2 separate regions of the Mus musculus genome follow, and region 2 is linked to region 1. Evidence: chromatin loops called from intact Hi-C (ENCODE). Cell type or tissue: heart. All regions are shown on one strand. Each heading gives the region's core, and the rest is flanking DNA. Links, peaks and the distances in the headings are about the cores only. Region 1 overlaps BC048602 (cDNA sequence BC048602). Region 2 overlaps Vps13b (vacuolar protein sorting 13B).

What was found. Peaks named below come from ENCODE experiments on the same cell type or tissue, not always from the same donor. Only the 100,000 strongest peaks of a DNase experiment are listed, where the experiment ranks them.
Region 2: a loop joins it to region 1, with 2.2 times the contacts of the local background. A loop is called at or near these places in 1 of 42 quality-filtered maps.

Annotation. Positions count from the first base shown.
Region 1 is chr15:35,325,120-35,328,042 of GRCm38, forward strand. All of the region lies in intron 1 of BC048602 (cDNA sequence BC048602), which reads right to left. Among named protein-coding and RNA genes, the nearest start is that of BC048602, 2.0 kb to the right of the region's middle. In heart, for the core only: a CTCF peak has its summit at 1,684; no DNase peak of the experiment used is centred there; H3K4me3 peaks cover 944 bases; H3K27ac peaks cover 603 bases; H3K27me3 peaks cover 644 bases.
Region 2 is chr15:35,543,583-35,546,505 of GRCm38, forward strand. The region is part of intron 19 of Vps13b (vacuolar protein sorting 13B); the gene reads left to right. Among named protein-coding and RNA genes, the nearest start is that of Gm24771, 58 kb to the left of the region's middle. In heart, for the core only: a CTCF peak has its summit at 1,488 (motif pointing left); no DNase peak of the experiment used is centred there.

The DNA of each region.
Region 1 (2,923 bases), core at 208-2,707:
CTTAGTGTTTTATTTAAATTATTTCTTAAAATTTTAAAGACTTAAAAAGAAAAAAAAGGGGGGGGGCAACAAAATCAAGCTAGTAGAATCTTTTAGCTAGTAAGCTTTCCTGCTTTGAGAAAAGATCTCCAAATAAGAAAAGATTTTAGCTTATCCAACAGCTTTAGTTGGTACATGATGAAAGCTAGTAACTTGCTTAAACCCTCTTAGCTGAGAGGAAGGATTGTGTATTTTTACTCCAAATCCTACCAAGTTCTGGTGCTTGCCGTCTTCTTAGAGACTCTGAGCTAATTAACCTTCAGCCAATACATTGTCTATGCAAGGGCATATAGTAGCAGATGCAACTTAATTACCTATATCTGTAACTATCTCCCAAGAGCAGAAAGAGAAACAGGACTGGTCTGTGGTTAGGGCTCGGCTGTGGTCCCTGATAGAGCAGCAGAACTTGCCAGTGGACCTCAGACTGGCTGGTCCGACCCACTGGACCTCTGTGAGTTCAGGCAGAGGCAGGGGCACAGCGGTGGGCTACGCGATGGCTCGATAAGATTATCAGCGGAGCCACTTCACAGCTCTAGATATCTGGAACCACAGATGCATAGACCAGGCAGGTCTGGATTTTTGCCGAATTCTCCATAAGCCTGGCTTGTGGCCAGCCTGTAGCCTCCTCACTCTGATATGACACCTGTCCCTGAGTGCCCCTGACTGCCATTGGTACCAGGCAGGCCCACACACTATCTTTGACCTTCCTAACGAATGGATGGGCTTCTCTTACAATCAACAAACCTAGCGAAGGACTTCCCCTCGACCCATGTAGAAAACTTAGTGTGGAGATTTCTTTTGAGTGTCCACTCGGTACTCATGTAGCACGTCTAGTATACCTGAGGCTATTCTGCACTGAACAGGTAGAAGATGAAATTAGCCTTAGGCTTAAGATATCTTATTTCAAATGAACTAAGAAATAATTAGTTTTGAAGGTGGTGACCACTTAACCAAATGCAAGTGGAGAACTTTAGGATGCAGAAAGAGGGGAGAAAGCAATCACGCAGTAAAGGTTAGAGCATGTGGAGCAGAAAGGTGAAGTGAAGAGAGAGCCTGGAGGAGAAACAGCTCCAAGAAGAGGGAAATGGGGGAAGACAAGGCAGAGGACTGGGTAGAGGTGTGGGGTGGGGTGGGGTGCAAAAGACAGAGTGGGGGTGCGGGAGAGTGGGCAGGAAAAGAGCAGGTTACAGGGCCTCTCCTAGGAAAGTCTCACAAGTCCCCAACACAGCTCTCCCAAGACCCCAAACCTCTCGGCTACACCCACACTCCTGTGAGTCCTCAGCTCTCCCACCAGCCAGCCCTGGATGAGCGCCTGGACCCCAGCACTCCCGCGTGGGGTCACGGAGGGTGGGGAGGGGGGAGGGGCGGACAGAGGCGGGCAGGAAACGGAGAGTGGGGCGCGCTGCCGGAGGTGGGCAGGGTGGGAGTGCGGGAGGCCCGGTGAGACGTGACAGCCCACGCATATGGGTGACCCAGGGGGCAGGCGCGAGCCGAGGCCCCGCTCTCCCTTTCCTAGAGCTGCAGTGCTGCGGCCTACGCTCCCACGCGTGCTCACGGCCGCGGTGGCGCTACGGAGACGGCTCGCCTGTCCCCGGCCTCCTAGACGGCGAGAGGCCCTTAAGGCGTCTGCGCTTCCGACCGGCAGGAGGCGTTGCAGGGACGAATTCGCAGCCGGGATGCGAAAGGGCGACAGAGTCCTGGATCCTGTAGAAGAAAGCTTGCTGCTGCTCTTAGCAGCGAGATCCCACTTTGGGGTACCTTCGAGTGTTTGGTGTCTTTACATCTCCTCCTTCCCCTCCCAGATTGGAATGTCAGTTCAAAATTGAAAAGTAAAAGTGAAAATTTCAGGTTTGCGGACCTCGCATTTTAAAAGGAAGTGGAAAGGCTGGACTCTCAGTTCTTGGCTACTAATAAAGGTAATAGACTTCATTAAAAATCCTTCAGGCTCTGGAACAAAATGTCTATTAAGATTTGGCATAATTTGTTGAAATAAGGATTTTTACAATACATTTTTTTTGTTTACTGCTGAGAGATCACATGTCAGTAACCTAGGAACCAGGCAAAGTCAATCCAATTTATAAATAAACTTTCAAAACATTTATAACAATACTGTTTATAATAATAGCCTTTATCAGACTATCAAAATTATATGATTGGGGTTTCGTTGAATCATTTGCTAATCTACTGTTAGAGAAATAATGCAAAGATGAAATGAATTATTTAATTTATTGCCATGCTTAAATGCAGGGCCAAATTCTAATGGAGACTAGTGTGTAAACTCTGATCAGAGATTAGAAGAAATCTCCAAATCTGATGTCTTGTGGCCAGTATAGAGCCCCCAGTCCTGTGTAAATCATGGGTCCGCCTCAGTTATATGTGGTCTAGCCTCAGAGGGATAGGTTTCCCATTAAAGCAAACAGAGCCAGAGTTCGGTTTTCAAAGTGATTTGTGTCATTTTGAACAATTATTTGGCAGTGATTATAAATGACAGAATTCATGGGACATGAAGAAACCTGTCATCTGTTAATGTTTACTCTAATGTGTACGTGCATAATTCCCTAGCATAGCTTCCATTTCAAAGAAAATTCCCAGTGGCCCTATTGCAGCATGATTTGGAGATAATGTTGTTCTGGCCAAAATTAACCACGTCAGGACCTCAAAACATTAAACTTAAGATCTGTATGATTAGGGTTTTTTTTTTTTTTTTTTTTTTTTTTTTTTTTTTTTGTGGGTGGGTCAATGGCTATGGTTCAAGCAGATGTTAACGAGTTAGGCATCTTCCCAGGCTCTGCTAAACACAAAGCTTCAACCCGGTATACATGTGTCTGGTAGTGGAAGTCTACTGATCCTGTCCCCCAAACAAGGATAAAGTAAAGCTAGGTTA
Region 2 (2,923 bases), core at 333-2,832, 220 kb after region 1:
TTTTTGGCTAAGTACACTTTACCTGAAGGAGTTGTAAATATTTGCATACCTATAATGGAGAATGCTTTATATTGCTATCATTTACTTACAGTGTAGTCTGTGTGTGTGTGTGTGTGTGTGTGTGTGTTTCTGTGTGTGCAGACATGCACTTATGTGTGTGTTTGAACTGAACTCAAAGGAGATGAAAAGTACAGAGGCCCAAAGAATCAGACTTGGATAACTTGGAAGATATTCTAAGTATTGCAGAGTACCATGCTGCAATACATTATGTTCCCCTTATCTCCCTACTGGAGTCCAGACAGCTAGGCTAATTTTACCCTGGATAGTTTAAATATAGGCAAAAGTTAGAAGTAGTTTAGTGAAGGGAAGGTTCAGTACATGAAGGATAAGTTAAAGGGAAGTGATATTATCGGCAGAGGCAGTGATAAAGTGAGATGTTCCTCATGTCTGAGAGAGCTGACCATTGTAGTTAAATTGGATATAGACCTTTTTTTTGTGGTGGTGGTGGTAGTGTTTTAAATTAAGTATTTGAGCCCGCCTTTAAGTAAATAAATAATTTATTTTAAATAATTAGAATGTTCTTTTGGGAAGCAAGTACTTACATACCTATTGTGTGCACAGTCATTTAGTTTTACTCATAAGGAAGTAGCTAATCTATGTACACCTGAAAGCATGGTTTCCTTTCACAGATGTTTGCCTGTTGATCATCACAGTTTTATTTTTGTAATTATTTCACTTTTATACTTATTATGAAAATTCAAAAGGAAATTCTTAACCTACTAGAAGTCTTTTTTGAATATAAAGCGTGAAGAATTCTAAGTAGGTTACATTTTTATTTTTCATTTGTGAAGTAGAAATCTAAAACCTCATGGGAATAGTTAAAAAATGAATATAGTAATTTTACGAACTTTATTATGGATAAATTGTGAAGTAACACAAATATATGTATTTCATAGACAGCAGTCCCAGAGAAAAACAAATAGAAAAATAAGTTACTTGTAACATATATAAACATAAGCTATAGATAGCAAAATGGATCTTAGGATAACAGATCATTTTGCTTGCAAGTTGTCCCCCACCTTCTCTTTTTGAGACATGTTCTCTCTTCACAGTCCTGTGATGGCCTCAGAACTCATTATGTGGGCCAGGTTGGCTTCAGTTTTACAGACACTCCTCTGAAGTGCTGGGAGCATAGGCATGCACCACCATACCCAGCTCATATGCTTGATAAATGATAAATAGAGCTGAGAAAGTTACATGATTATAATCATGTAATTATATAGATATAATCTCTATAATCCTACCTCTAAAAAAATCCTAAGAGAGTGATCTGAGGTGCATGTAAAGAACTGTAGTCAGGTTTGTAGAGATGGCCTAGTAGGAAAGAACATTTGCTGCTTTAGCAGAGGATCTGATATGGTTTTGATTATTTACATCAGATAGTTCACAAAGGCTTGTACCTTCAGCTCCTGGGGATACAGCACCCCCTTCTGGCCTCCATTGGTTCCTGCACATATGTCTGTGTACACCCCCACCCCCAAAGTTTTACTTAAAGAATAAGAATATTCATGGCAGCTTTTTATGACAATCACAAGTAGTTTTGCTATCCAATTATAAATTGTGAAATCATTCAGAATGAATCCGTAGATGTGCCTTGGTAAAATTTTGGGGCCTGTAAAAATATTTGATGTCATTGGAAAGATTCATATAGAAAGCATATTTTAAAAAGCATTTAACACTGATAATGACTAGAAGTATAGTTTAGTGGCAGAACACTTCCCTAGGTCCTCCATTCACTTCAGAGGACTGCCAAAATAACAGATAAAGTAAAATAAAATAATATGAAACTACTTTATTATTTTCTTGTTGCTGTGACAGAATTCCTGACAAAAATGACTTAAGGAAGTAAGACTTAATTATGATTCAATGTTGAGCTTTTTATGTGACACCCAAACGTATATCTCCTGTGTGATTGAAAGGCAGACTCATCTTCAAAGTGGGAGGCACAGTTGTATAGACCAAAGTCCCAGACGGAATAAGAAGGGAAAAGAAGCTAATGGAGCCCAGCATTGACCTTTGTGCTCCTTGACTGCATGTGACCTGTTTCCTCAAGCATAGTCGCCTCCCCAGCATGCCATGAAGCAGAAAGCAAACATGTAGTTGCTGCCTTTCCCAGGCAGCTCATTGCTCAGCATGGCGAACTGGAGATCCTCTCATGTATACTGTGCTGTGGAACCAGAATCTTCTTTCTATAGGTTAAGCGTATAAATGCTCTTTTGACTTAAAATGCTTTAATTTTAATGGGGTTGTTGGGATATAATATCATAAATAGTGCATCTGTACACTAAACTAATAGACTAGACTGTGTTGCCAGTATAGAACATCTTTAATGAACAAGGTGAGAAAACTTTAAAGTTGATAATGCGTCTTTCCTTTCTTTTTTTAAAGAGTAGGTCAAAATAGTTGCAGAATATGATAATAAAAAGATAGTTTTGTACAGGAATTTGAAATTAGAAGCATTTCCAAGTCAACAAGGGTTTGTGATGGCTGTTCTTTCGGCTGTACCTTTCTTTCTCACTAACCTTTCTTTTGGCTGAAACATAGTTCATGATTATTAGCAATGTTTCGAAGGAGGACATTTCCTTGAAATAAGTGGGTAAGGGCTGAGAGGAAGAGAGGAGTCAAGAATTTAAAGAGGGATTATTACTGCATCTGAGCATGAGACTTTCTGAAATAGTTCTACAGTTGTAGAAGGCAGGCCACACTGATCAATTTTTGTAGAAAGATAAGAAGTAGTGGGCTAACAATCATTTAACAGGCGATAAACAGCTATTCTGTGTGTGAAGGTTTCATCTACATATATGTTTGTGTAGCACATGTATGCAGTTCCTTTGAAAGCCAGAGAAGGGTGTCTTATCCCTGG